Regions from separate parts of the Homo sapiens genome. Here region 2 is linked to region 1. The links are chromatin loops, found by intact Hi-C in ENCODE. Cell type or tissue: IMR-90. All regions are shown on one strand. Links, peaks and the distances in the headings refer to the core of each region. The heading gives the core; the rest is flanking DNA.

Region 1 (16,089 bases), core at 3,577-11,576:
TCCCCCAACTAGGTTTATATGATGTTTTCCTCATTATTAGACTGAAGTTATGAGTTTTTCAAAGGACTATCACAGAGGTAGAATTCTTATTCTTAACCACTTTCTGATGCTGTGTGACTTTCAGATGTGCTTGTACTGTTAGTGGGCAGGGTAATTCTATTTGTCATTCTACCAAAGAATGAACTATAGTATTGATATGATTTGGAAAAAAAATAGTTCATTTAAGAAGAATTTAAAATCCCACAATGACTTGCTTATTTCCATATAGACAGTTAACAGTTTAAGAATTAACATCAGCACTGAGAATTTCCTAATAAAGTGATGTTTCAGGTGAAGAGAAATTCCAGTATTTTCATGTTGAAAATATGTCCAAGAGAAGTAAACCTAAATATCATAAAAGTTTTATTCATAAAATCTCTTTACAATTATTTATGATAATGAAACATTTAGAAAATAGCACAAATGCCTAACAAAGGAATAGTTAAGTAAATTATGGCATATCCCTTATCACGGTGTATTACACAAACTTTTAAAAAGATATTTACCAAAATGGGTCATAATGCAGACAATATTTACTGGAAAAGCAGGATATAACATTGCTTTTTGTTTATAGTCACAACTAACAATATATGTACTGTCTTAAAGTGACAAGAACATATACCAAAATGTCAATAGTGGTTGTGCTTTGGTGGTGAGACTATAAGTTTTACTTCCTTCTGCTTATCCATGCATTCTATGCAATTAGGATGTTTATGAGTTTTTTTAATTGTTATTGGTGGTTTTTAATCTTTTCAAAGAAGTATGCTCTGAAATCACTACAAGAATATTTTGTGACTTTAAGAAGTTGTTATGCAAGAAAATCCTTGAGAGCAAGAGCCATGACTTAGGTTTCACTCTGTCCCCCAGCCCCAACCCCTAAGCCATAGCACCCTCAAGGTCAGAGTGCTGAGATTCTGAGTATGGGAAGTTGAGAAGAGGAAGGAGGTGCTTCACTGCTACTTACCTCACACCACCACCAACACCCCCATGTGTATGGGGTAAATAGTAATGAAGTACTTCCTCAATAGCTTTCTGAAAGCAAGGTGCAGACTCAGACAGAGGTGAACTCTTATTAGCTCTGTGATCTTGATAAGTCATCCCACCTTGAGGCCTGTATTTCTACCTTGATCAAGATGCAGTATAAAGATGTGGTTAAGTGGAGTGTTACTACCTGATGTTGAGTCTTGGACAGGTAACTTAATTCTCTGTTTCTCCATTTCTTCATCCATAAAATGGGAATAATACTAGAATGTACTTTATGAGAATTGGGGGAGGACAAAATAAGTTAATGTATGTAAAGTGCCATTCATGATTGAATAGTTAATCCTTACTTACCAGAAGTTTCAGAATCCTGTACTAGATGATTTCTTGGGTAACCTCCAACTCAAAAATTCCATAATTCCAATTATCCAGAGGCTACAGCTTCTCAAATTGTGGCCTTGAAAAAATATGTGTAGGGTCCGGATGTGGCTAGAAGCTCACTAAGATTTGTACCGATGGAAGAATAGTTCATAAATTCCTGTTTTGATTTCTGAAAGTAAAAAAAAATGTCCAAAAGGACCTCAAGCCAAAGGCTATAGCTCTTGGTTTTTCATACTCCGTGATATTTTTTAAAAAAACGATTTGGTTCCGCCAGAATGTGTGTATTCTTATGGCCAAAAACCCTAAAAGTCGTCTCATGGCCACATCTGACATGGTTTAGTATTTAGTACATTTTATCAAAAAGCTCATTAATGTATTGGAAGTGGTAAGTGGTATGGAGCTGGGAGTACCAAGCTCTTAATATGCAATACAATGTGAAAAATAATACCAGTATCAGAGAAGTGGCTGGACCTCTTTATAGGCTAGAGAGATATAGAGAAGATATTGAAAAGCTTAATTTCCACAACACTTAACTCAGGGAAGTGTTTGGCAAATCAAGTGAATATTTGAGGTTTGAGGACTTAGCTTTGAGAGACTATGAAAAAAAATCCATAGGCACCTGGTTGGTGCCTGTTGCTAAAAAGCTGAGAAGACAAGGAATTGAGGTCGAAGATAAGGCACCACCCTGGGAATTTGGAGACCTGGGTCCCTCAGAGAAGGTTATGCCTGCTTTGAGAAGGGGTTGGTGTCTGTTTGATCCATTGAGAGCCCAGACAGAAAGGAAAACAGGTCCTCAGTCTGCTCAGATGGAGCAAAGAGGGGTTCTGGACTCACAGCAAAGGCAAAATCCATCCTGTGTATTTTGGGTTTAAGTTAACTCCAAATCAGATCAATTCAAGAGTGGACGTTTTAACTGGCTGAAATGAGTTTATAATTTCTACATAAGTGGTGAAAATACAATCTTAAAGTGCTTTGCAGTCTCCAGTGTTGTAATAGTCTTTGGAATCAGCCAGACATGAGTTTGAATGCCAGCTCCACAGTCTGTTAGCTGAGGCAATAAGTGACTGGGGCAAATCATTTAAGCTCTGTCTTCTCCAGTTCTTTCTTAGAGGTCCTGGGAAGATGATGTGAGATTCTGATTCAAAGTGCTGAGCAAATGTCTGTTTTGGTACCAGTACCATGCTGTTTTGGTTGCTGTAGCCTTGTAGTATAGTTTAAAGTCAGGTAGGGTGATGTCACCAGCTTTGTTCTTTTTGCTTAGGATTGTCTTGACTATACAGGCTCTCTGTTGGTTCCATATGAAATTTAAAGTAGATTTTTTTCTAATTCTAGGAAGAATATCAATGGTAGTTTGATGGGTATAGCATTGAATCCATGAATTACTTTAGGCAGTATGACCATTTTCACGATATTGATTCTTCCTACCCATGAGGATGGAACGTTTGTCCATTTGTTTGTATCCTCTCTTATTTCCTTGAGCAGTGGTTTGTAGTTCTCCTTGAAAAGGTCCTTCACATCCCTTGTTAGCTGTATTCCTAGGTATTTTATTCTCTTTGTAGCAATGGTGACTGGGAGTTCATTCATGATTTGGCTCTCTGCTGTCTATTGTTGGTGTAAAGAAATGGTTGTGATTTTTGCACATTGATTTTGTATCCTGAGACTTTGCTGAAGTTGCTTATAAGTTTAAGGAGTTTTGGGGCGGAGATGATGGGGTTTTCTAAATATAAAATCATGTCATCTGCAGATAGAGACAATTTGACTTCCTCTCTTCTTATTTGAATATGCTTTATTTCTTTCTCTTGCCTGATGCCCTGGTCGGAACTTCCAATACTATGTTGAAAAGTAGTGGTGAGAGAGGGCATCCTTGTCTTGTACCAGTTTTCAAAGGGAATGCTTCCAACTTTTGCCCATTCAGTATGATATTGGCTGTGGGTTTGTCATAAATAGCTCTTATTATTTTGAGATATGTTCCATCAATACCTAGTTTATTGAGAGTTTTTAACATAAAGGGACACATAGATCAATGGAACAGAACAGAGACTTCAGAAATAACACCACACATCTACAACCATCTGATCTTCGACAAACCTGAAAAAATAAGCAATGGGGAAAGGGTCTCCTATTTAGTAAACGGTGCTGGGAAAACTGGCTAGCCATATGCAGAAAACTGAAACTGGACCCCTTCCTTTCACCTTACAAAAATTAACTCAAGATGGAGTAAAGACTTAAATGTAAAACCCAAAACCATAAAAACCCTAGAAGAAAATCTAGACAATACCATTCAGGACATAAGCATGGGCAAAGACTTCATGACTAAAACACCAAAAGCAATTGCAACATAAGCTAAAATTGACAAATGGGATCTAATTAAACTAAAGAGCTTCTGCACAGCAAAAGAAACTAGCATCAGAGTGAACAGGCAATCTACAGAATGGGAGAAGATTTTTGCAATCTATCCATCTGACAAAGGTCTAATATCCAGAATTTACAAGGAATTTAAACAAATTTACAAGAAAAAAACAACCACATCAAAAAGTGGGCAAAGGATATGAACAGACACTTCTCAAAAGAAGACATTTACATGGCCAACAATCATATGAAAAAAAGCTAAACATCACTGATCATCAGAGAAATGTAAATCAAAACCACAATGAGATACCATCTCGCACCAGTCAGAATGGCAATTATTAAAAAGTCTGGAAACAATAGATGGTTGTGAGGCTGTGGAGAAATAGGAAGACTTTTACACTGTTGGTGGGGATGTAAATTAGTTCAACCATTGTGGAAGACAGTATGGCGGTTCCTCAAGGATCTAGAACCAGAAATACCATTTGACCCAGCAATCCCATTACTGGATATATACCCAAAGGAATATAAATCATTCTCCTATAAAGACACATGCACACATATGTTTATTACAGCACTATTTACAATAGCAAAGACATAGAACCAACCCAAATGGTCATCAATGATAGACTGGATAAAGAAAATGTGGTACATACACACTATGGAATACTATGTGGCTATAAAAAGGAATGAGATCATGTCCTTTGCAGGGACGTGGATGAAGCTGGAAGCTATCATCCTCAGCAAACTAACACAGGAACAGAAAACCAAACACCACATGTTCTCACTCATAAGTGGGAGTTGAAAAATTAGAACACATGGATACAGAGAGGAAAAACACACACCAGGTCCTGTTGGGGGTTGGGGGGCAAGGGAAGGTAACTTAGAGGATGGGTCAATAGGTGCAGCAAACCACCATGGCACATGTCTACCTATGTAACAAACCTGCATGTTCTGCACATGTATCTCATTCTTTTTAGAAGAAATAAAAATTAAAAATAAAAAAAGAGTAAACCAAAGTGCTGAGCATAGAACTAGGCACATAATGCATATCCAATAAATGGTTGATATTGGTGTATTGTCTTTGTTCCTCTCAGCAACTTTTTCAGATGGTAGCTATTAATACCCCCATTTTACAGATGAGAAAACTGAGGTTTAGAGTGGCTGAGTAGATTGCCTAAGATCAAACATCTAGACCCATAGTAAGAGCCAACAATCAAGGCCCTGTTTTCAGACTTAACTTCTAGAGTCTTCCCATTGCATGATAAGGAAAAGCCCTCCTTTGAATACAGCACTAATCAGATATTCATTTTTCTTCCCCCCCCCCCCACTTTATTGAGTTATATTTGACAAATAGAAATTGTATATATTTAAGATGTACAATGTGATGATTTGATATATATAATATATATACATACATTGTGAGATGATGACCACAATCACGCGAATTAACATATCTATCACCTCACATAGTTACCCACCTTTTTTTGTGTTGAGAACACTTAAGATCTACTCTCTTAGAAAATTTCAAGTATACAATTCTTATTAACTATAGTCACCATACTGTACATTAGATCTTCAGAACTTACTCACCTTTTTTTCTCTTTTTGTTTACAAGTGTCTGCTGTAAGGAGAGGCTTTATTCATAATTAAAAATTTATACCCTTTGACCAACATCTCCCCATTTCCCCACACCCCGGGCCCTGGCAACCACAATTCTATTTTCTGTTATGAGTTCAACTTGTTTATATTCCTCAAGTAACTGAGATCATGCAGCATTTGTCTTTCTATGTCTGGTTTATTTCACTTAACTTAATGTCCTCCAGGTTCATCCATGTTTTGGCAAATGGCAAGATTTCTCTCACTCTTTAGGGCTAAATAATATTCACATATATATGAGGTTGAGACCCAAATTCAGAACGCTGTCTAGGAAGTCAGGTTGGCTTGAAGTGATATCTGGAGTTTGAGACTGTCCAGACCCCAGTGCTACAGCTGCCTGACAACTGGATTGTCTGCCATCGTCCACTGTGCCTGGCTTTTCTGGCCAACAGTTGGTGCTGTTTTGTTCAGCAAAACACTTATCACCTATTTGTTGTCAGCCAGTCACTGACTGGGTCTTGAGTTGCAACAAGTCCTCATTGTTTCTCCCAAAGCTCAAAAGCAAATACTCTGTCAGTTATTGTTCATGCTTGTGAGCACAGACCCTGCCCCCCCGCCACCCCCTATTGCAGCAATCTGCCTTTGAGTAGAAGACAAGAGCCACCCCCCAACCCCACAGCCCAAAAGAGAACTACAGGGTGCCAATAGATTCATGCATGCACAGCCACCCTGAGCAGCAAGGGATGTGAGTCGCTCAGGCTGGGCTTCCCAGGGGCCTTGGAATGGAAAGTGGAATCTCCTGCTGCTGCACCTTCTACCTTTGTGCACGGCATCACTCCCATGGCATATGCACTGATTTCCACATTTGCTAAATTTTTAGCACTATCCTCCCCATAATATCTAGGCTCAACTTAAATGCCCCTTTCTCCATGAAATATCAGGAGTAATGGTTCTTTCCTTTGAGGTCTCAAGGTATTTAGTTTCTGCTTGCAGATCACTTTATTATAAAGTATTTCAGACACAGGAAAAAATATAACGATAATATGAAAAATATCCATATACCAATCATCTAGTTTTTTAAATGAAACATTATAAATACATCTGCTGCCCCCTCTATTCATCTCTCTGGTCATGTTCCTTTCATCACCCCTAATGTAATCACTGTCATAAATTTGGTGTTTAATGATTCCCTTGCATGTTTTTACACTTCTACTACACATGGAGGCATTCTTAAAGTATAGCCTTTTGGCATATGTTTAAACATGTTAGACATTATATGAAATGTATGTAGCCTTCCTCAACTTCCTGACTTCTAGGATGGGTCTGATGATAGTTTATACCCTTGAAGGGTTGTGAGGACTAAATGGGTTAACAAATGCAGAGCGCATAAAGAAATGCCTGGTGCATAATGTGTTGAGTAAGTGTTAGCTATTATTATCATTATATTTATATATAATTTTGCTTACTGTGTTTCTAGAGTTATCCATTTTATACATTTGGTTTTAGACCATTTATTTAGCATTCCATCACATCAGTAAACTGAAACTTACTTCTCCATGCCTATGTCGAAGAACATTTAAGTTGTTCCCAATTTTTTGCTATTACAATTTTGTAATCAATATTCTTGTACATGTCTTTGTAAACATGGGCAAGTTTTCTGGCTTAAGAGTGCAGCATTGCTGATATATATTCTTCAGTATGTTTTAACTCACTTCTGACTAGTATACTAGGGTTTGGTTAGGGGTGTGTGTGTGTGCATGCATACATATATGCACACTTATGATTCATAGCAGATTGTAAGCTCCTTGAAGACAGGCCTAATTCAATCATTCACTGATTCATTTAGCAAATATTCATTTGGCACCCAGTATAGGCAGTGTACAGGTCTAGGTGACAGGATGCAAAGATTAAATGGCACAGGCTATCTCCCAGAGCTTTTTCTGCTCTGGAAGACATACTCAGGACACATGTAGTCAGAATCATGGTCATTTCAGAGGGTAAGGGACTTGGTTTTCACTGAATATTCATGATGGACCAGGCACTGTATATACACTGTCAATCAACCACACATTAATGGCACCACTTACTACTTGGGTACCTGGGACTACTCATTAATCTTGCTGAGTCCTGCACCTCTGATGAGAAAGCACTATTTTATTGTGTTTAAGAGAATAAACCTGAGTTCAAATCCAGGCATCACTACATGTCAGCTGCATGACCTTGTATGAAGGATTTAACTTCTCTAAGTTCTTGCTTCCTGGTCTGTAAAATGGTGCTAACTATAGAATCTATCTAAAAGGGATTTATGAAGATTACATGAGAAAAATGCCAGTAAAGTGTTTACACAGTGCCTGACACATAAGAGCTCAATCATTGGTGGCTATAATCACGATCATGTCAATTGTTATCCATTATCCAAAAAAATACGTGCCTTTTTAGAAGTAAGTATATCTGGGAAGTCATTATGGAATTTTTACTTTCTTCATTGCACCAAGACTTACCAGTGAATTATCTTATATACCAGTTAATTATCTGATATACCAGTTACTACCTCTTCTATATGAATGCATATTCACAATGTATTTCATCTCAGCCTTACTGTATTTAGAGAATAGTAAAGTTTTACTTTATTTTTAATTTTTTCAACCAACAGATTTTGCTCTAATTAACAGAAAGAACCGATAACTCCTTGTATTCATCTTGACTGCCCTCTGGACATGGGCAGGTTTCCAAGCCCACAAGTTCTGCCAGCAGCTGCACACTTTAACCTCTAGAGGGAGCTGAGAGGGAATTTGAGTCCATTGCTCTGACTGAGCAAAACGGCATTTAAATTACACCTGAAAACATCACTATCCACTATTGAGAGTGCATCCTCAGAGAAAAATCCTGGGATCATTTCCCCGAATCGATTCAACATTGCCCAGATTGCTTCCATCTCATGCATACTTTGTTTTAGTAGAAATGGGCTTCATTACAGAGTGGTCTCCAGCTCCCCATAGTGGCCCCTCCTAGTAATTTTTTCTAAATTAAGCAAGCGTGCGTGGACTCAAGAGGTACACGGCAGTATTTCTTGGCTGCTTCTTTCTCCCTCTGCAAGAAACAGGAATAACATTTCATAAATAATGAGCTGCAGCTGAACTTTAATCTGCTAGATCCATTTAAAAATGTTTGGAACCTTCCCTGTCTCTCTAAGAATTACCTTCTGGATTTTTCTGGCTTTGTTTTTTGGTTTCTTTTGCATTGTAACCTTATATTAAGGAGTATGCTGCTTATGTTTAAATTAATCAATTCTGAAATAAAATGTATTTACTTTCTCCCCAAACAGTAGCCTGGTGCCAAGCATGTGGGAAATACCTCATAGGTACTTCTGGCACCCAGGGGAGACATGGCATGATCTGTGTCCCAACATGCCAGAAAGAATGATTCCAGGGCCCCATTCTGTTTCTGAAGGTCAAAAGGCAGATAAGTGCCCCCCCAATATCTGAAGGTCTATCATGTCGAACGGGGAGTAGGCGTATTCTGCATGGCTCCAGAGTCCGACCAAGGACGTATAAGAGAGTTCACTGCGAGATCAACTTTTGCTCAATGTAAAATATGTGTATATAATATATATATATATATATTTCTTTTAAAAAAAACACCGACTTCCCTATCTCTAGATGTGATCTATTGGAAGCTGAAAAAAAACAACAAAAACCATCTATCAAAGAGATTGCAGAAGGGAGTGGGAAGTACCTTCCCTCTTAAGTCCCCTCCCACTCTAAGATTCTGCAAGACTTTACAGGAAGGACTTACTCTCCTAGTTTGCCTTTTTTCTGATGATATTCACCAGGCTCTATTTGGATATTTTCCCCTGAAGTTTAAAAAAAAAAAAAAAAAAAAACTATGCCTCTCAACTCATTGTATGTATATGGGGCTATGAATCAGAGAGGAAGAAATGACCACCAATGAGTATGGTGGGAAAAGGGAGGGAGAAAGGGGTTAGGGAAAATTTTGCATGCCTGAGAACATTGAAGGATGAGAGGAGTTAAAGTTCAGCCCCGCCAGTATGTCTGAAATATCCCAGTTACAGCCAGGATATCCCAAATAAGAAGTAGCACCATCACATTTGCAAGTTAGAAAGATCACTCAGAGGAGAGAACAGATTGGTAGATTTCTTCATGGCTGTGAATGTGTTAAGTTGATGGAATTGTTTCAGGAAGCAGTGCTGCACTTAGTCATAAACTCAGCTATGAAAATAAGCCTGTACCTCTATCCAGATCAACAACAGTGACAACAACAACAATAACAAAACCCACAATGTGTCAATGAAAATCAGGCTGTTGGTTTACAAGAAATGTAACTCTATCTCCTCCTGTTGGTGCTTGTTGTTGGTTTTCAGGAAAAGCCTAGTTTGGCATTGAATCCTGAATGAATTTGCTGAAAACAGCAACCTCACATATTTACATTTGTTTCTCCTGGTGACACATGGATTAGAAAAAGAAGTAGGAATGATTAAAACAGGAAGGGTAAGCATTAGTTAACCCACAGCCAGATTTTCAAGACAAATAACATCTAAATCAATACCAATCAACCAACCAAAGACACCACATCCCTCCACTGAAATTCCTCCACTTTTCTGTACTGGGAGAGTTATAAGCACCATGGACTATTGGTCACTTCCCAGTATGCAATGAAGGATTTTCCCATTATGCCCATGTAAGAACATGAGTCCTGATCAGCATCTGGTGAACATCACTCACTGGGGTTGTCAGAAATATTTTGGAAGACTGTCAAGCTCATGGGGCCAAGGGGGATACCTGGTGGAATGTGAGAGCACTAAAAGGGCCCTGAAAACAGCTTCGCTGCAGGCAGACCACTAATTGATTCTTTAGGGTCAGGGCCAGTGTTCTGAGTGGCACTTGTGTGTGTGGCTCTAAGTGGCCAGAGACGCACCCATCTCTCTGCTGTCCACAACAGACTACCCTGATGAGGCACGTCCCTGAGATATTTCCCCAACTGCAGCTCAGCACAGTATGGCAAAGGCCCAGGAGGGAAATAGTGTACATGGAGCCAGGTATGTGACCATCACAGGTGACCTCTCCGAGCCTCAGTATTCTCATTTATAAAATTAATCCTCATCCAACTTACAAAATTGCTGTCACAATCCCATTATATAGTAGAGATCAATGGATAAATTGACCATTGCTATGTAAGGGTCACATGATATTGTTGTTATTCTCAAGTAAGCTGTGGTAGCTTTGGGGAGGGAGGAGGGGTGGAGTCTTCTCTCTGCAACACAGGGTGAACTCCCAGATACTTCACTAGAAGGGATGCACACAGCCTCCAGAAGCTTTTAGAAAATGGCTGTAGTGGAGAAATAGTCAGATTTTTCTGGGCACTTGTGGGAGGCCCATGGGACTTGGGGTGAGGTTGGGGGTAGGCAAACTTAGAGAACAGAAAATAATTGAAAGAGTGTCCTGGAGGCAGGGGTTTAAAGTGGAAAAAAAACTGGTGTTTGGAATGAGGCTGTCTGGGTTTGAGCTCTAACCCTCCCCCTCTGACTGTATGACTCAGGGAAGTTAGTTGTCCATTCCATCTGTAAAATGGGTGTGATTTTTAAAAAATCTATTTTAAAGGGTTGTTACAAAGATTTTAAATAACGTTAAACAGAGCCTAAAATAAAAAACTTCAATGATTAATGACTATTTTAAGGATCATTGACTTCGATGTAATTCAACAAAAAATACTTGTTCATACAGAAAATGCCAGGTCATAGATTGTCATGGCTAGAAGGCACTCTGAATACATGAGATAGCTAATGTCCAAACAGACTGGCCTTATGCTAAATTAAGCAGTTTTTGGTGGCAAAGCTGAGCCCCCAGCAAAAGTCTTCTAAAACCAGAATAATTTTTTCAATATGACACCTCTAAAATGCTTTTCAGGACCAATACCTGGTCACAGGTTCTTAAGTCAAAGTCCCCATGACTCAGAAGCACATCCAGCCTTCTAATTGTGAACAGCATGTGCAGATGCCCTGAGGAGGAACCGGTGGCATAGGTTGGAAATCATATTGGCACAGTAGGCCTGGGGTCTTGACTATCAGCAAATGAATGGATAAATAATTTGCAGTATGTATATACAATAGAATATTAATCAGGCATAAAAAGCAATGAAGTACTGATACATGATACAACATGGATGAACCTCAAAAACATTGTGTTAAGTGAAAGAAGCTGTACATAAAAATTCACATACGTTATGATTCCGTTTGTATGAAATATCCAGAATAGTGAAATCTATAGAGACAGAAAGACTGGTGATTGCTCAGAGCTTAGGGAATAGGAGAAATGGGGAGCAACTGCTTAATGAGTGGTGCATTTCTTTTTAGGGTAATAAAAATATTTTGGAACTAGATAGAGGTGGTGATTGAAACCATTGTGAATGCACTAAATGTTATTAAATCATTCACTTTAAAATGGTTAATTTTAAATTAAAACATATAAGATACAATGGATTAATTCAACTTAACTTACTGTAACTAATAATTTTCTTAACTGTCTATTAAGACGTAATTTCTAACCTAGAAGTTTGTCTACTCAAACTACTGTGTCAGCTGCCTCCCAAATTACTCACACTTTCTATACCTCAGTTCCCTGATCTATAAAATGAAAATAATAATATCTGCCTCATTAATTTGTTGAGAAGACTAAATTGAGTTATAGATATAAACCTATGTAAAGCTATTTACATTTATATCATTTTATATGCTTATTTATGTTTACTGTATTTCATTTATAAATTCTCTACCTTTATCCAGTTTTCAGTTGTTTCTCAACAGAACAAGCAGTTATAACATGTAGGGAGCAATGGTTATATGGATGGAGGGAATCTTTTTGTTCTTTTTTTTCTTGTAAGAGACAACCCTATGTAGTGTAAACCAAAAATAAAATTTGAAGCCCTCCACCTCACCCCACAACCATCTGAATGGACTCCCTCCTTAACCAGGGCATTCTAAAATTTAACCTGAAAGACTGGTTCATGACCCGACAGGAAATGGGGGCTGGACATGCCCCATTTTGCCCCTCCAGCTTTAACACCAACACAGACCTTAAACCTAATAAGAAACATTTACAGCCTGTTCTCTCTGAAGTCTGGAGGCTTCATCTGCATGATGAAACTTTGGTCTCTACAACTTCTTATCACAACCCAGACACTCCTATCTATTGACAACTTTTTTTTTTTAACTTTTTTTTTTATTATTATACTTTAAGTTTTAGGGTACATGTGCACAATGTGCCAGTTACTTACATATGTATACATGTGCCACGTTGGTGTGCTGCACCCATTAACTCATCATTTAGCATTAGGCATATCTCCTAATGCTATCCCTCCCCCCTCCCCCCACCCCACAACAGTCCCCAGAGTGTGATTTTCCCCTTCCTGTGTCCATGTGTTCTCATTGTTCAATTCCCATCTATGAGTGAGAACATGCGGTGCTTGGTTTTTTGTCCTTGTGATAGTTTACTGAGAATGATGATTTCCAGTTTCATCCATGCCCCTACAAAGGACATGAACACATCATTTTTTATGGCTGCATAGTATTCCATGGTGTATATGTGCCACATTTTCTTAATCTAGTCTATCATTGTTGGACATTTGGGTTGGTTCCAAGTCTTTGCTATTGTGAATAGTGCCGCAATAAACATATGTATGCATGTGTCTTTATAGCAGCATGATTTATAGTCCTTTGGGTATATACCCAGTAATGGGATGGCTGGGTCAAATGGTATTTCTAGTTCTAGATCCCTGAGGAATCGCCACACTGTCTTCCACAGGGGTTGAACTAGTTTACAGTCCCACCGTGTAAAAGTGTTCCTATTTCTCCACATCCTCTCCAGCACTTGTTGTTTCCTGACTTTTTAATGATTGCCATTCTAACTGGTGTGAGATGGTATCTCATTGTGGTTTTGATTTGCATTTCTCTGATGGCTAGTGATGATGAGCATTTTTTCATGTGTCTTTTGGCTGCATAAATGTCTTCTTTTGAGAAGTGTCTGTTCATATCCTTTGCCCACTTTTTGATGGGGTTGTTTGTTTTTTTCTTGTAAATTTGTTTGAGTTCATTGTAGATTCTGGATATTAGCCCTTTGTCAGATGAGTAGGTTGCGAAAATTTTCTCCCATTTTGTAGGCTGCCTGTTCACTCTGATGGTAGTTTCTTTTGCTGTGCTGAAGCTCTTTAGTTTAATTAGATACCACTTGTCAATTTTAGCTTTTGTTGCCATTGCTTTTGGTGTTTTAGACATGAAGTCCTTGCCCATGCCTATGTCCTGAAGTAATGCCTAGGTTTTCTTCTAGGGTTTTTATGGTTTTAGGTCTAACGTTTAAGTCTTTAATCCACCTTGAATTAATTTTTGTATAAGGTGTAAGGAAAGGATCCAGTTTCAGCTTTCTACATATGGCTAGCCAGTTTTCCCAGCACCATTTATTAAATAGGGAATCCTTTCCCCATTGCTTGTTTTTCTCAGGTTTGTCAAAGATCAGATAGTTGTAGATATGTGGCGTTATTTCTGAGTGCTCTGTTCTGTTCCATTGGTCTATATCTCTGTTTTGGTTCCCATGCTGTTTTGGTTACTGTAGCCTTGCAGTATAGTTTGAAGTCAGGTAGTGTGATGCCTCCAGCTTTGTTCTTTTGGCTTAGGATTGACTTACTGATGCGGGCTCTTTTTTGGTTCCATATGAACTTTAAAGTAGTTTTTTCCAATTCTCTGAAGAAAGTCATTGGTAGCTTGATGGGGATGGCATTGAATCTATAAATTACCTTGGGCAGTATGGCCATTTTCACGATATTGATTCTTCCTACCCATGAGCATAGAATGTTCTTCCATTTGTTTGTATCCTCTTTTATTTCATTGAGCAGTGGTTTGTAGTTCTCCTTGAAGAGGTCCTTCTTGTCCCTTGTAAGTTGGATTCATAAGTATTTTATTCTCTTTGAAGCAACTGTGAATGGGAGTTGACTCACGATTTGGCTCTCTGTTTGTCTGTTATTGGTGTATAAGAATGCTTGTGATTTTTGTACATTGATTTTGTATCCTGAGACTTTGCAGAAGTTGCCTATCAGCTTAAGGAGATTTTGGGCTGAGACAATGGGGTTTTCTAGATATACAATCATGTCATCTGCAAACAGGGACAATTTGACTTCCTCTTTTCCTAACCGAATACCCTTTATTTCCTTCTCCTGCCTAATTGCCCTGGCCAGAACTTCCAACACTATGTTGAATAGGAGTGGTGAGAGAGGGCATCCCTGTCTTGTGCCAGTTTTCAAAGGGAATGCTTCCAGTTTTTGCCCATTCAGTATGATATTGGCTGTGGGTTTGTCATAGATAGCTCTTATTATTTTGAGATACGTCCCATCAATACCTAATTTATTGAGAGTTTTTAGCATGAAGCGTTGTTGAATTTTGTCAAAGGCCTTTTCTGCATCTATTGAGATAATCATGTGGTTTTTGTCTTTGGTTCTGTTTATATGCTGGATTACATTTATTTATTGGTGTATATTGAACCAGCCTTGCATCCCAGGGATGAAGCCCACTTGATCATGGTGGATAAGCTTTTTGATGTGCTGCTGGATTCACTTTGCCAGTATTTTATTGAGGATTTTTGCATCAATGTTCATCAAGGATATCGGTCTAAAATTCTCTTTTTTGGTTGTGTCTCTGCCCGGCTTTGGTATCAGGATGATGCTGGCCTCATAAAATGAGTTAGGGAGGATTCTCTCTTTTTCTATTGATTGGAATAGTTTCAGAAGGAATGGTACCAGTTCCTCCTTGTACCTCTGGTAGAATTCGGCTGTGAATCCATCTGGTCCTGGACTCTTTTTGGTTGGTGAGCTAGTGATTATTGCCACAATTTCAGAGCCTGTTATTGGTCTATTCAGAGATTCAACTTCTTCCTGGTTTAGTCTTGGGAGGGTGTATGTGTCCAGGAATTTATCCATTTCTTCTACCTTTTCTAGTTTATTTGCGTAGAGGTGTTTGTAGTATCCTCTGATGGTAGTTTGTATTTCTGTGGGATTGGTGGTGATATCCCCTTTATCATTTTTTATTGCATCTATTTGATTCTTCTCTCTTTTTTTCTTTATTAGTCTTGCTAGCAGTCTATCAATTTTGTTGATCCTTTCAAAAAACCAGCTCCTGGATTCATTAATTTTTTGAAGGGTTTTTTGTGTCTCTATTTCCTTCAGTTCTGCTCTGATTTTAGTTATTTCTTGCCTTCTGCTAGCTTTTGAATGTGTTTGCTCTTCCTTTTCTAGTTCTTTTCATTGTGATGTTAGGGTGTCAATTTTGGATCTTTCCTGCTTTCTCTTGTGGGCATTTAGTGCTATAAATTTCCCTCTACACACTGCTTTGAATGTGTCCCAGAGATTCTGGTATGTTGTGTCTTTGTTCTCATTGGTTTCAAAGAACATCTTTATTTCTGCCTTCATTTCGTTGTGTACCCAGTAGTCATTCAGGAGCAGGTTGTTCAGTTTCCATGTAGTTGAGTGGTTTTGAGTGAGTTTCTTAATCCTGAGTTCTAGTTTGATTGCACTGTGGTCTGAGAGACAGTTTGTTATAATTTCTGATCTTTTACATTTGCTGAGGAGAGCTTTACTTCCAACTATGTGGTCAATTTTGGAATAGGTGTGGTGTAGTGCTGAAAAAAATGTATATTCTGTTGATTTGGGGTGGAGAGTTCTGTAGATGTCTATTAGGTCCGCTTG
Region 2 (16,089 bases), core at 3,228-11,227, 250 kb after region 1:
TGGCTTCCAAAAATTCTAAACCTGCAGATTCTTGCCCCATTTTACCATAAGATTATACCACTTTACATAGGCAAAACCAAATGTATATTCTATAAACAAAAGAATACCTTGACTATTTTTTAAAATGGAGACTACTGATAAATAAATTTTGAAAAATTGTAAAATAAGTGACTTTAGGCAATGTATGGTAAGTTGGTCAGCCAATTCACTTCACACAATATACAAAAATTAACTTAAAATAGTTCATAGACCTAAATCTAAAAGTAAAAGACATAAAAGTTCTAGAATAAAACATAAAAGAAAAATCTTGTGATCTTGAGGTTAAGCAAATATTTAAGATAAAAAGCATTAATCATAAAAGTTAAAAACTTGATAAGTTGGACTTTATCAAAATTCAAAACTTTTGCTCTTTAAAGGCATCATTAAGAAATGAAAAGTCACAGAATAGTAGAAAATATTCACACTACCAATACCTGACAACTGGTATATAAAATGTATTTTTAAAATCTCCCAAAGCTCAATAATAAGAAGATAATTCAATTTCTTTAATGGACAAAATATTTGAACATACATTTTACAAAAGCAGATGTATAAATGGTCAGTAAGGAGATGGAAAGGTTTGCAACATGGTTAGTCATTAGGAAAACACATATTAAAACTACAATGAGACAACACTACATTAGGATGGCTACAATTAAAAAGACTGATAATACCAAATGTTAGTGAAGATGTGGAACAATTGGAGCTTATACTCTCAAGGTGTGAATGTAAAGTAGTTCAAAAAACTGGCAGTTTCTTATAAAGTTAAACATACACCTACCATATGACCAGCCATCCTAGTTCTAAGCATTCAACCTATAGAAATAAAAAATATGTGTTCACACAAAGTGTTAAATGCAAATATTCATAGCAGCCTTATTCACAGTAGCCAAAAATGTAAAACAGCCCATGTGTCCATCAAATGGAAAATGGATAAACAAGTCGTAGTATATCTATACAAAGTAACACTACTTAGTAATAAAAAGGAGTGAACTACTGACATAGGTAATAACATGGATGAACCTCAGAATCATCATGCTGGCTGATAAAAACAAGACACAAAGAATACATACTGTGTGGTTTCATTTATATAAATTGTAGAAAATGCAAACTAATTTATAGTGAGTCCAGCAAATCAGTGATTGGCTGGGGCCAGGATCAGAAGGAGAAATGAACTGCAAAGGGGGCATGGGAAATATTTTGGGGTGTAATGGATATATTCTGTATCTTGAATGTGGTAGTGATTTCACAGGAGTCTACAGCTGTCAAAATTCATCAAAGTGTGCACTCTAAATGGGTGCAGCTTATTGTATGTATCCTGATGAGGATTTTTTTTTTAAGAAGAAACCCAGAATTCTAGGAAAGCAAACTTAAAAGCTTAATAAATGCAAACTTAAATAAAATTTAGTTAATTCATAAGTTGACTAAAAAGTAAAGAACTTACTTGAGGATTTTAACAGTAGACAGAAAACAACATATGTCAAGAAGAATGAACTTAATGAAATTATCCAAATTGAACCTCAAAAAGGAAGAAGGTAAAAAGAACCTCACACAGTAAGAAATGTGAAATATATGAAGTTCCAGGAAGAGAAGACAGAATAAGAAGTAATCATTTGAGAAAAATGGCTGATAATTTTCCAAATTGATGAAAAGTATTAACAAAATCTTCAAGAAGCTTAGCAAGTCCCAAATAGGATAAATACAATGGAAATGACACATAGGTACATAAAAGTCAATTTATTGACTTTTATTAACCTTATTTATTAAATAGGGCATTGAATCTATAAATTATCTTGGGCAGTATGGCCATTTTCATGATATTGATTCTTCATACCCATGAGCATGGAATGTTCTTCCATTTGCTTGTGTCCTCTTTTATTTCGTTGAGCAGTGGTTTGTAGTTCTCCTTGAAGAGGTCCTTCACATCTCTTGTAAGTTGGATTCCTAGGTATTTTATTCTCTTTGAAGCAATTGTGAATGGGAGTTCACTCATAATTTGGCTCTCTGTTTGTCTGTTATTGATGTATAGGAATGCTTGTGATTTTTGCACATTTTCTATCCTGAGATTTTGCTGAAGTTGCTTATCAGCTTAAGGAAATTTTGGGCTGAGACGATGGGGTTTTCTAAATATGCAGTGTCAACTGCAAACAGGGACAATTTGACTTCATCTTTTCCTAATTGAATACCCTTTATTTCTTTGTCCTGCCTGATTGCCCTGGCCAGAATTTCCAACACTATGCTGAGTAGGAGTGGTGAGAGAGGGCATCCCTGTCTTGTGCCAGTTTTCAAAGGGAATGCTTCCAGTTTTTGCCCATTCAGTATGATATTGGCTGTGGGTTTGTCATAAATAGCTCTTACTATTTTGAGATAACGTCCCATCAATATCAAGTTTATTGGAGTTTTTAACATGAAGGGTTGTTGAATTTTGTCAAAGGCCTTTTCTGCATCTATTGAGATAATCATGTGGTTTTTGTCTTTGGTTCTGTTTATATGATGGATTACGTTTATTGATTTGTGTATGTTGAACCAGCCTTGCAACCCAGGGATGAAGCCAACTTGATCATGGTGGATAAGCTTTTTGATGTGCTGCTGGATTCGGTTTGCCAGTATTTTAATGAGGATTTTTGCATTGATGTTCCTCAGGGATACTGGTCTAAAATTCTCTTTTTTGTTGTGTCTCTGCCTGGCTTTGGTATCAGGATGATGCTGGCCTCATAAAATGAGTTAGGGAGGATTCCCTCTTTTTCTATTGCTTGGAATAGTTTCAGAAGGAATGGTACCAGCTCCTCTTTGTACCTCTAGTAGAATTCGGCTATTAATCCATCTGGTCCCGGACTTTTTTTGGTTGGTAAGCTATTAATTATTGCCTCAATTTCAGAGCCTGTTATTGGTCTTTTCAGGGGTTCAACTTCTTCCTGGTTTAGTCTTGGGAGGGTGTATGTGGAAAATGACTAAGTTTGTGCTGACATAAACAAAGCAAATTACTTCCATATGTTTGTTTAAAAAAAATAACTTTCCTGCAAAGAAATGCCAGGTTTATATGGCTTTAATGCTAAATTCTTACAAATAATTCAAGAACAAATAATACTGGATTTACACAAACTATTCCAGACAATTAAAAAAGAAGAGACATGTCTGAACTCACTTTTTAAGACTGGCAAAACATTGATACCAAAATATGACAGTACAAGTAAGGAAATTTATAGTCTAGAATCTCTCTTGAACATAGATATAAAAATCGTAACAAAATATCGATAAATTGGCAGGGTGTAGTGGCTTATGCTTGTAATCCCAGCACTTTGGGAAGTCAAAAGTGAGAGGATTACTTGAGCCCATGAGTTTGAGACCAGCCTGGGCAACATAGTGAGATCCTGTCTCTAAAAAATGTGTTTACATTGGTGGCATGCATCTGTAGGCCCAGCTACTCAGGAGGCTGATGTGGGAGGATCAGTTGAGCCCAGGAGTATGAGGTTACAGTGAGCTATGATCACACCACTGCACTCCAGCCTGGGTGACAGAGCAAGACCCTGTCTCAAAACAAAACAAAACAAAACAAAAATCAATAAATGGGATCCAGGAATATAAAAAAATAATAACATACCATAACAAAGAAGGATGTACTCCAGGAATAAAAGGTTGATTTAACATTTAAAAATTCTGTCATTATAATTCACCACATTAACAGAATAATATGGGAAGAAGGGGCAGAATAAAATCATCTTAATAGGTGAAGAAAATATATTTGATAAAACTGAACATGCATTGATGATTTTAGAAAAAAATCCTCAACAAAGGAGAAATTGAATAAAACATCCTTAATCTCAAAGGGTTATCTAGTAATAAAACCCCGTAGCTGTGTCATTATCAATGGTTAACATTTTCTCCCCAGAGTCAAGAATAAGATGGGGATCTTTACTACCACAGCTGTTATTCATCATTATGCTGTAGGCCCAAGAGAGTTCTACAAGACAAGAAAGAGAAATAGAAGGTATAAAGATCAAAAACAAAAAGTAAAACTGTCTTCATTTATGTATTACATGATTGTGAAGACAGAAAATCTGAAACTATACAAACTATTAGAATTAATTTAGCAAGCTCTCTGGATACGAAGTCAGCACATGAAAACCAAGTATATTTCTATATACTATCAAGAAATGATCAGAAAATGAAATATTCTAAAATGTAATTTATAGTAACATTAAAAAATCAAATATTTAGGAACAAATTTAAGAAGAGTTCCACAAGGCTAATAGTGAAAACTACAAAATATTCCTGAGAGAAATTAAAAGTGACCTAAATAAATGAAGAGCTATATCATGTGCATGAATCAAAAGACTCAAAATTGATAAGATGTCAATTTCCCCCAATTTGATAAGTAGATTCAATGCAAACCCAACCTATAAAAACCCACATAAAATATTTGGTCGACATCAACAGGATAAATCTTAAATTATATGGAAATGCAAAGAACCTAAAATAGCCAAGAATAATCTTTCAGAAGAATAAAGTTGAAAACTTTACTATCAGATTTCGAGACTAACTATAAAGCGGCAGTAATTAAGACAAGGTGGTATTGGTGCAAGGAGAGGCAAATAGGCCAATGTAACAAAACAGAGTCCAGAAATACCCTCTACATATACATCATTTAGTTTATAACAAAGGTGTTACTACAATTCAATGGGGAAATGATAGTGTTTTTATTAAATGGTACTTCAACAACTGTATATCCATATGGGAAAGAAAATAAACTCTAACTCACAACAAATCCAAAACTTAATTCAAGGTGGATCATATTCTCTAATGTGAAATCTGAAACAGAAAGCTTTAGAAGAAAACAGAATAACTTCATAACTTTGGGGTAGACAATGATTTCTTAAACATGACAGAAAAAGCTCTAACCTTAAGAGACAAAATTGATAAATTTGACTTCATTAAAATTGAGAACCTCTATTATCAAAATACATTAGCAGGAAATTGAATAGGCAATTACAAAGTAGGAGAATATATTTGCAATACTTATATCTGTTAAAGGATTATATACATAAATAACTCTACGGATCAATAAGAAAGCTTTTTAAATGGGCAAAACACTTGAACAGGCACTCTTCAGAAAAGAAAGATAAACAAACATCTACCTTATGATGCAGCAATTCTGTTCCTAATTATATACCCCCTAAAATAACATATGAAGTACATATGTCTGTAAAAACTTTTACAACAATATTTAAAGCAGCTTTATACTTAATAACCAAAACTTGGCAACAGCCTAAACATCCACTAGCAGGTGAATGTATAAACAAATTGTTATTTATTCATACAATGGAATATAACACAACAATAAAAAAATAAACTACCACTGATATACAGAACATAGATAAATCTCCAAAATATTATGGTGAGCAAAAGAAGAGAGACATAAGAGTACAAACTGTATGACTGCATTTATGTGAAGCTTAAGACCCAGAAACTAACCTATTTGATAGAAGTCAGAATATTTATCTCTGCAAAGTAGAGTATTGACTGGGAGTTACTACAAGAGAGCTTCCTTGGAGGCTAAAAAATGTTCTGTATCTTGATATGATTGGTGGTTACAAAAGTGTATGCATTTGTAAAAATACATACATACTTAAGATTTATTTATTTTACTGTGTGTAAATTAAACTCGAATTTTAAGAGTATAGAGTGGCAGTTTACATACTCTCTCTCTCTCTCTCTCTCTCTCTCTCTCTCTATATATATATATATATATATATTTTTTTTTTTTTTTTTTTTTTTTTTTTTTTTTCTAGACAGAGTCTCGCTCTGTCACCCAGGCTGGAGTACAGTGGCACGATCTCGGCTCACTGCAAGCTACGCCTCCCGGGTTCACACCATTCTCCTGCCTCAGCCTCCCAAGTAGCTGGGACCACAGGCGCCCGCTACCACGCCCGGCTAAGTTTTTGTATTTTTTTTAGTAGAGATGGGGTTTCACCGAGTTAGCGAGCATGGTCTCACTCTCCTGACCTTGTGATCCGCCCGCCTCGGCTTCCCAGAGTGCTGGGATTACAGGCGTGAGCCACCGCGTCTGGCGCAGTTTACATACTATTTGGCACATTCCATGCACAGGCTTTGTGCAGCATGCTCTTTGGTATCAGGATATTCAAAATGTAAACCTTCTTAATCCCATCTAGGGACAAAATATAGCATAGTGGCTAAGAGTTTGGGTCTAAGAGTCAATTATTCTTAACAAAAATTTGTTGAGCTCCTTATTATGTGCCAGGCTCTGGTCTGGGTAGTGTGGTAATAAGCAGCAAACACAACCAAGAGCTTGTCCTAACAGAGATCATAGTCTAGGAGGAGATACAGACAATACAAATATAAATAATATAATAATGTTACAAAGAAAAATAAGGCAGGACAATTGGATGCACAGTGAGGTGTCTATTTCAGATGGATTAATGTAGCTTCTCTAAGATTACATTTGAGCAGAGACCTGAATGACGTGAAGAAGCCAGCCATGAGAATCTTTAGTGGAAAACTAAACCCTAGGCCTTTAATTTTGCTATTCTGGAAACCCTGAGCAGGCTATTCGATTTCTCTGTGTCTCTGTTTCACCATCCATAAAATGTTTATTATTTCCAGATGGTATTAAGGATTAAGTGAGATATATGTAAAGTGCCAACACAGTATCTGACATATCATAAGGATACAATATATAATTATTGTGTAAATCATGGAATAAAATGCAAACAGAATGCATCAGTGTTATAGGGTAGGAGCTTTTGCTTATTCTTTTTTTTTGGTTTTTTTTTTTTTTTTTTTTTTGAGATGGAGTCTCACCGTGTTGCCCAGGCTGGAGTGCAGTGGCACAAACTTGGCTCCCTGCAACCTTCATCTCCTGGGTTCAAGCCATTCCCCTGCCTCAGCCTCCCGAGTAGCTGAGATTACAGGCACCTGCCATCACAGCCTGCTAATTTTTGTATTTTTAGTAGAGACTGGGTTTCACCATGTTGGCCAGGTTGGTCTCAGACTCCTGACCTCACATGATCCACCCGCCTCGGCCTCCCAAAGCGCTGAGATTACAGGCATGAGCCCCCGTGCCTGGACACTTTTGCTTATTCTTCTGTATAAATAGTGTAAGTGTTCCATAAGCATCTGAGGTTCAGTGTATTTAATGTAATACCAGTTTTGCAATGCATCAGTTTCAATACACCTCTAGCACAGAAAAGGACAAGAAAATGGGGAAGCTAAAGAGCAAGGACTGGCTAAGGAAAACTGAGTATTCTGAGGGATAGAATCATAGTTGTTACCCTAAACAGATGGCCCGCTTTTCCAAGGTCAGGTCATATGATGCAGAATTGAGACAATCCCAATAATAAGCTAAACAATTGAATAACCATAGTTAAATCCAAATCTGTTTGTACATTTTTCACACCTTTGTTCATTCTATTTCCTCCACCTGAAATACTGTCCATTCCCAGCCTACAACCTGTGATTCCTAGAAGGCAATGTGCTTTCTTAAGCCTCTCTACTTCTGGTGGTTCTTTCTTAAATTGGAATTCCCCTCCCAATCTCTATCCTGTCCTTGGGTGCAAGCCTCAACTGTGGTTAAGGACGCCCTCCCCTGCCTATCTGTATAGCTAGGTTAGGCGTCCCTCATCTGGGCTTGCATTTCCCCAATATTTCTTGAATCACTGTTAAGTAAAAGAGCTTCCTAAATATGCAAGTGTTTGGGAATGTCCTCAGGATCCTTGTCCTCCATTCTATACATAAAGCACCATCTGGTGGTGAAAGAAGATGACTATACTTCTAGGTCACCAAGATGTGTTTTCTGTTTTCTGAGCTTTCAGAGAGCTTTTAAAATCATGTTAGAGGAAAAAAGCCACACTGACTTGCATAGAGATGTACCTATTGCCAAAGAACAGTTTTTCTTGAGTGAATGTTTTCTGCTTTCTTGCTCACTTCCATTTTCTACCACCCTTCTCCCTGTTTCCTTCCATCCTTATTTCTCAATTTCTTTCTCCTACATTTCAACTGGCCCACTGAAAACACAGTTCTGGCCAGGCACAGTGGCTCACGCCTGTAATCCCAGCACTTCGGGAGGCTGAGGCAGGTGGATAACTTGAAGTCAGGAGTTTGAGTCCAGCCTGGCCAGCATGGTGAAACCCTGTCTCTACTAAAACTACAAAAATTAGCCTGGCGTGGTGGCGTGTGCCTGTAGTCCCAGCTACTTGGGAGGCTAAGGCAGGAGAATGGCTTGAACCCAGGAGGCGGAGGTTGTGGTGAGCCGAGATCGTGCCATTGCACTCCAGCCTGGGTGACAGAGCTAGATTCCACCTCAAAAGAAAAAAACAGTTCTGGTTGGCATTTGTTTTGTTTTGGCTGCCCTAAGAGCCTCCACATTTCCTTTTGGAATTCACAGATCTACATTGTGTGTAATCTTAGTGGGGCTGCCATTCCTGGTGACTACATTCCATTACCAAAGCCGAAGGAAACAGATCCTTGCCCTCCTTGACTCTGCAGGACCAGGGGCCAGGTATGTGACCCAATATCAGTCATCAGATGCTCTTTCTGGGGCTCAGACTGTTGAGCTGTTGACAGGCAGACAGCAGGAAAATGTGGAAGTTATTTCCACAGGGATGGTATGCACTTTTCACTATCTTGCTTTAAGAAAATTGCCTGGGTTCCTAATGGCCAATCCCCCAGATCCCTCTTGATTCCTGCCCATTTCCAGGTCTGATTGTCCTAGCTCCCATCACTCTGAGCATCCCAACAGTCTTCCAATAATTTCCTTCTGCTTCAGTTAGTCCAAATCAATATCTGTGGCCTTGTCTGCTTACAAGTTTATAAAACCACTAAATATCCAACTAGTGTGGTGGCATAAAAGGAGACTATCCACCCCTCCACCCCATTATCAGAGAATAAACTTGAGGATTAAAGAGAAACATTTAAATCCTAGCTTTAGTTAACCAGGTTGCTTAAGTAGAGCCATGTGCCGTTAATGTGAGGGTCCTTTGAAATGGAAACCAGAAAAAGGAAAGGACAAATGTCAATAGGAAGATTAGATGTTTCTAATGTAGATTAGATTGCAGAGTGATGGAACGAAAATTAATCCTCAATTAATCCTCATAATGGCACATTGATTTGTGGTACTTTAGGGGGAAACCAGCTGCAGCTGGAAAGCACTCAGTGGACTCCCCCTGTTCTTCAGTCTTTACAGAATCTCTCTCCCTGAAGAGACAAATGGAGACAAAAAAGCAGAAAGAATACATGTGTACATCCAGTGGCTATATTAAGCAAGAAAATCTATGAAATGCAAAAGAAACTAGGGGCTGAAACTTTATTCGGAGGGCTAAAGGGTGGTTTGTGTAAAAGAAACGGAGAATTGCTCCTGAGATAGCCTGTCATCTGATGGCTTATGAGGTGAGGTTCTGCCTTCCTCTTGCTTAGAGGTGGGGAGAGACTAGACCAAAAGCTGAATGCCTGATCTCTGCCTATGGACTCCAAGTGACTCAGGAATGTTCACTTGACTCTTTAGTAAAGAACAGCTTGAAGCTCTATAAAGGTCTAGTTTGTACACAGAGAAAACAACCTATTTGGATCAGGGAAGCAGAACCCCACTCCATATGGCTGCTGACTGGCCTCCCCCTCACTGTGGCTCACTATAGAGGAGAAGTGTCAGTAGCTGGAGAGATTGTAAGGCTGATTCCCTTTCTGACTCCCTGGGATATCCCTTTCTCAGAAATACAGAGAAACTGTCAACGAAAGAGTTGACACTAGAAAATAAGTAGGGCATACCCAAGGGCATACTCAGTCACTGTGTCAGAGGCGTTTGAACCAGAGTGACTCCATTTTGAGTGAGGGCTAGGAAAATAAGACTGGGACTTGCTGGGCTGCATTCTCAGAAAATGAGGCATTCCTAGCCTCTAAATGTTTACGGTTAAGGGAACAAATTAATAATGTTTCCTAAACAGACCCAGACTTGGGAGTGTCCAGATATCCTGATATCTGGAGAAGAAAGGCATTCCTGATTTTGCTTTAAAGATAATAGTATCAATTCTTGCAAAATATAGTAATTAAGAAAATTAATCCTTTATCACAAACCCTTGTAGCAGAGCACATCTCCCCGTATATACAAGCATTGTACCTAGGGTGGACGCATTCCTCTTCTGACTTTCAGGAACGTCCTACTCTTATCAATGGAGTAGCTGTTCTTTCACCACTTTATTTTCTTAATAAACTTGCTTTTACTTTGCACTGTGGACTCGCCCTGAATTCTTTCTTGCATGATATCCAAGAACCCTCTCTTGGGGTCTGGATTGGGACCCCTCTCCTGTAACAACTGGTCCTCACTTCAATGCTTTATTGGACTGCTTTTGTTATTTGAGGCTTGAGGGTGTTAGCAAAAAAAAAGTCCAACTCTGTGAAATATTTGACGTGGTTTATTCTAAGCCAAATATGAGTGTCATGGCCTGTGACACAGCCTCAGGAGGTCCTGAGAACATGTGCCCAAGGTGGTTGGATTATAGCTTGGTTTTATACATTTTAGAGAGACAGAAGTTATAGGCAAAGACATAAATCAATACATGTAAGGTATAAAAGGCAGGATATCTTGAAGCAGAGAGTGGGGGATGTGGGTGGAGGAGTTCTTCCAGGTCATAGATGCATTCAAAGATTTTCTGATTGACGATTAAAAGGATTAAGCTTTGCTTGAGAAATGGAAGTCGACATAAAGAAATGCTTAAGATAAGGGGGGTTGTGGAAGCCAAGGTTCTTTTTATTTTATTTATTTATTTATTTATTTATTTTGAGACAAAGTCTCTCTCTGTTGCCCAAGCTGGCATGCAGTGGTGCAATCTCGGCTCACTGTAACCTCCGCCTCCCAGGTTCAAGCGATTCTCCTGCCTCAGCCTCCCAAGTAGCTGGAACTACAGGCACACACCACCATGCCTGGCTAATTTTTGTATTTTTTAGTAGAGACAGGGTTTCACTATGTTGGCCAGGCTGGTCTTGAGCTCCTGACCTCGTGATCAACCTGCTTTGGCCTCCCAAAGTGCTGGGATTACAAGCACGAGCTACCTCACCACCTGGAAGCCAAGGTTCTTGTTATGTAGATGAAGCCTGTAAGTAACAGGCTTCTGGGAGAATAGATAATAAATGTCTGTCAGACCTTAAAAGGTATTAAATCTCTCCTGGATTAGGAAAAGACTTGTAAAGAGAAGGGGATTCTCTAAAGAATGCAAATTTCCCCCACAGGAGACAGCTTTGCAGGGCCATTCCAAAATACGTCAAAGAAATATATTTTGGGATAAAATACTTTGATTTCCTTTAGGGCCGCTGTCATGTGATGTTATACCAGAGTCAGGCTGGAGTTGGGTATCTTATTACTAACAACAGTCTGTTTTATCAATCTTATGATTTCTGTTTTAATGTTAATGCTGGTCAGTTGTGCCTTAACTCCAAAGGGAGGAGGGCATAACAAAGCATGTCTGGCCTCAACCTCCACTTCCCATCATGGCCTTAACAAGTTTTTTATTTGGGATCCCCTTGGCCAAAAGGAGTCCATTCAGTAAGCTGAGTGGCTTAGAATTTTATTTTTGGTTTACAAGGGTATTATTACAGGAAAGGGGTCTGGATCCAGACCCCAAGAGAGGGTTCTTGGATCTCCCACAAGAAAGAATTCAAGGCGAGCCCATAAAGTGAAAGCAAGTTTATGAGGAAAGTAAAGGAATAAAAGAATCTCTGCTCCACAGACAGAGCAGCCCTGAGGGCTGCTGGTTGCCCATTTTTATGGTTATTTCTTGATGATATGCTAAACAAGGGGTGGATTATCCATGCCTCCCATTTTTAGACCATATATGGTAACTTCCTGATGTTGCCATGGCATGACATTGTCATGGTACTGGTGGGATTGCAGCAGTGAGGACAACCAGAGGTGACTCTCATTGCCATCTTGGTTTTGGTGGGTTTTAGCAAGCTTCTTTAGTGCAACCTATTTTATCAGCAAGGTCTTTATGACCTGTATCTTGTGCTGACCTCCTATCTCATCCTGGGACTAAGAATGCCTTAACCATCTGGGAATGCAGCCCCACTTTGCCTAGTTCCTATTTAAGATGGAGTTGCTGTGGTTCACATGCCTCTGACAGCATCAAACATTTGTTGGGACTGAACCTCAGTGCTCAATTAGGTATTTGATGAAGTTCTTGAAAAGAGGAGATTAAAGAAAAAACCTACAGAACTAAAACTGGTAATGGATTCTCTGGGTCAGGCTCTAACAAAATAATCAGTTGTGGCCAGGCACAGTGGCTCATGCCTGTAATCCCAGCACTTTGGGAGGCTGAGGCAAGTGGATCACTTAAGGTCAGGAGTTTGAGACCAGCCTGGCCAACATGTTGAAACCCTGTCTCTACTAATACAACAAAAATTAGTTGGGCGTGGTAGCACACACCTGTAATCCCAGCTACTTGGGAGGCTGAGGCAGGAGAATCCCTTGAACCTGGGAGGCGGAAGTTGCAGTGAGCTGAGATTGCATGACTGCACTCCAGCCTGGACAACAGAGCAAGACCCCATCTCAAAAACAAACAAATAATCAGTTGTGACAAAATAGTCAGTTGTCATTTGGGCTTGTCATTATTGAGAATAATCATTATCACATAAGCAAACCATTTTGTTACAGTGACGAATCCATACAGGTCTGCAGCAACCTCAGCTCTTGCCTCCTCAGAAGAAAGAATTTGACTGAGGGGCATGAAGTAGAAGGAGAAACCAAGGCAAGTTTTAGAGCAGGAGTGGAAGCTTATTACAAAGCTTTAGAGCAAGAACAAAAGAAAGGAAAGTACACTTGGCAGAGGGCCAAATGGGCAACTTGAAGGAAGGACCTTTTGACTTGGGGTTTTATATGCTGGCATACGTTCAGGGTCTTGCATCCCCTCTCCCCTGATTCTTCCCTTGGGGTGGGTTGCCTGCATACACAGTGGCCTGCCAGCACTTGGGAGGTGAGAATGCGCAGTGTGCATATTGGAGCTGTATGCATGCTCACCTGAGGCTTTCTTCCCTTTACTGATGGAATGCCCCCAGAAGGTCATATACCAGTTAAACCCTGCCATTTCACCTCTCAGTGCACATACTTGAGCCCGTTTGCCCAACTCCTGAGATCCTACTGGGAAGCTACTGATCACCATTTTCAGTTTTTTTCTATCTATAGGGAGACTGACTTTCCCTGGTGCTGGCTGTGACCAATTATTATTTCAGAGAGACAGTTAATAACCCCTTGACCATCAGCTCGTGGTTGCCTGACATGCTTGGTCAGGCGACGCCCTCTCCTGACCTGCTCATGCCTGACTAGCCACCTACTGTAACAATGTGACTGAGAAACTCACAAAAGCACAGGCATAAAACAGTAATTAATGGCAGTTAAAAATTATAAAATGCTATTTTACTTTTAAATGTACACATAATTGTACTTCACAATTCAAATGCTAAAAAGGTTTTTGAATTTTTGTGAAATAAATGTAAAAGCCAATAAAAATAATCAAAGGCCTTCCAAGTTCTCTAGGAAAAACATCAATTAAAAAATAGCATAATTACTTCGTAAAGTGATTTTAATTTTATTTGTGTATCTTATGTGTTGTACATGTGTCAGAAATTCCTTCCTTTTTAAGACTGAATGATAATTTCATTGTATGTATATACTACATTTTGTTTATTCATTCATCTGTCAATGGATGCAAAGCTACTTTTACATGACTGAAAAAACCTGATAAAAGCCCAATGGTCCAGTTGTTTCACCACGAAGGTCCTTCTTTCCTTTTCTTTTTTTTTTAACAGACTATTTTTAAGAGCAGTTTTAGGTTCACAGCAAAACTGAGCAGAAAGAAGGTGGGGATGGTTAACGAGTACAAAAAACAGGTAAAGAATGAATAAGATCTGTATTTGATAGCAAAACAGGGTAACTACAGTCAACAATTTATTGTATATTTTAAAATATCTGAAAGAGTGAAATTGGAATGTTCCTAACACAAAGAAATGACAAATGCTTGAGGAGATGGTAAAAAAATTTTGGAGGCTTAATATAAAATGGTAGTTCAGGGTTGCTTTTTAGACAGGTTTTTGCTCTGGCACTCAGGCTGGAGCACAGTGTTGCGAATATGGCTCACTGCAGCCTCAACCTCCTGGGCTCAGGCAATCCTCCTATCTCAGCCTCCCAGGTAGCTAGGACCAGAGGCACATGCCATCATGCCTGGCTAATTATTTTATTTTTTGTAGAGACAGGGTCTCACCACGTTGGTCTCGAACTCCTGGGCTCAAATGATCCTCTTGCCTCTGCCTCCCGAAGTGTTGGGATTATAGGTATGAGCCACTGTGACCAGCCAGGCTTGCATTTTTATTTTTGACCATAAATATTCTTTCATTTAAAAATAATTTTTCAGGCTGGGCGCAGTGGCTCATGCTTGTAATCCCAGCACTTTGGGAGGCCAAGGCGGGCGGATCATGAGGTCAGGAGATCGAGACTATCCTGGCTAATGCGGTGAAACCCCGTCTCTACTAAAAATACAAAAAAATTAGCCGGGCGTGGTGGCGGGCGCCTGTAGTCCCAGCTACTGGGGAAGCTGAGGCAGGAGAATGGCGTGAACCCGGGAGGTGGAGCTTGCAGTGAGCCGAGATCATGCCACTGCACTCCAGCCTGGGCGACAGAGCGAGACTCTGTCTCTAAATAAATAAATAGTAATTTTTCACTTTTAAAGTAAAATTTATCTACTCATAATTTGACTACTTTTAGGTCCTAGTTTTTCATAGAATGAGTTAGGAAGGAAGGACTCCCTCTCCTAACTTCTGAAAGATATTGTAGAGAATTGGAAAAATTTCTTCCTTAAATGTTTGGTGGAATTCAGCAGCAAACCTATCTTGGCCTAATGCTTTCTGTTTGGGAAGATTAGCTATTGATGCCATTTCTTTAGTAGATATAGTCCTATTCAGATTGTCTATTCTTCCTTTTCAATTTCTCCCTAGTGACCCTCAGCTTTTGAAGGATTTTCGTCTCCACTGTCTTTTTCATTTTTTCCCAAACTCCAAGTACCCAAGCCACAAGAAAATAAAATTCCAAAGAAGATGAGGCCGAGGCAGGGGGATCAGGAGTTCGAGACCAGCCTGGCCAACATGGTGAAACCCCGTTTCTACTAAAAATACAAAAATTAGCTGGGCGTGGTGACTCATGCCTATAATCTCAGCTACTCAGGAGGCTGAGGCATGAGAATTGCTTGAACCCAGGAGGTGGAGGTCGCAGTGAGCCAAGATCGCGCCACTGCACTCCAGCCTGGGCAACAGAGTGAGACTCCATCTCAAAAAATAAAATAAAATTCCAAACAAGAAACAAATGCTTTGTTATACTATGCAACCCTATTGTTTATGCAGTTCTCTTTAGGCTTTTAGAAATATAATACATACCTAGTGTACAAATAGTTATCAGACATTTTATCATTCAAAAGCAGCCCCAAAGGAATATGACAATTTTAATTGATCTTTGATGCTGGTATGTGGTGGGTTACTTGGCCAGTGAGTGACCCTGGCTGATATCAAATATGATATACTTCAACAATTTGATTTCCAATACTTATTGAGCACTAAGAATGTATCAGGCATTATTCTAAAAGTTTTAGGTAAGTTTATTCCTTATAACAAACTTCAAAGATATATACTGTGGTCAATTCATTTTACAGATGAAGAAACTATGACACAGAGAGGCGAAGTAACTTGATAAGATCAAAACAGTAAGTAAATGGTATAGCCAAATTTTGAACACAAGCTACCTGACTCTAGAGGCCATAACCTTATCCACTACACTATAATGCAATTTTGTGGTTCTCTGTGCATCACTGAAGAAAAAACAGATGCTCACATAATTTTTTCTTATTTTGTTTCTTTGGAAAAATAAAGCCAATTGGCTAATGCTATTGAGATCTAAGAAAACTTCTGTTCTTGCTTAGAAATGTTAGTTCTTTTATCCATTAAACACACACAAAAAAAGCTGAATTTAGTGATGTCTCATATTATCTCATACATATCTGTCCACCA

What was found. Hi-C counts contacts between places; a loop is a spot of excess contacts. Peaks named below come from ENCODE experiments on the same cell type or tissue, not always from the same donor. Only the 100,000 strongest peaks of a DNase experiment are listed, where the experiment ranks them.
Region 2: a loop joins it to region 1, with 4 times the contacts of the local background. A loop is called at or near these places in 4 of 110 quality-filtered maps.

The regions. Positions count from the first base shown.
Region 1 is chr11:86,600,593-86,616,681 of GRCh38, reverse strand. All of the region lies in intron 2 of ME3 (malic enzyme 3), which reads left to right. Among named protein-coding and RNA genes, the nearest start is that of ME3, 64 kb to the left of the region's middle. In IMR-90, for the core only: a CTCF peak has its summit at 8,118 (motif pointing right); DNase peaks (open chromatin) are centred at 8,101 and 9,291.
Region 2 is chr11:86,352,679-86,368,767 of GRCh38, reverse strand. It overlaps LOC105369421 (a long non-coding RNA gene), which reads left to right. Exons shown (of 5, transcript XR_007062826.1): 3 at 8,441-8,554; 4 at 15,735-15,785. Among named protein-coding and RNA genes, the nearest start is that of CCDC81, 14 kb to the left of the region's middle. RefSeq lists an enhancer at 11,585-12,119. In IMR-90, for the core only: a CTCF peak has its summit at 7,793 (motif pointing left); a DNase peak (open chromatin) is centred at 7,787.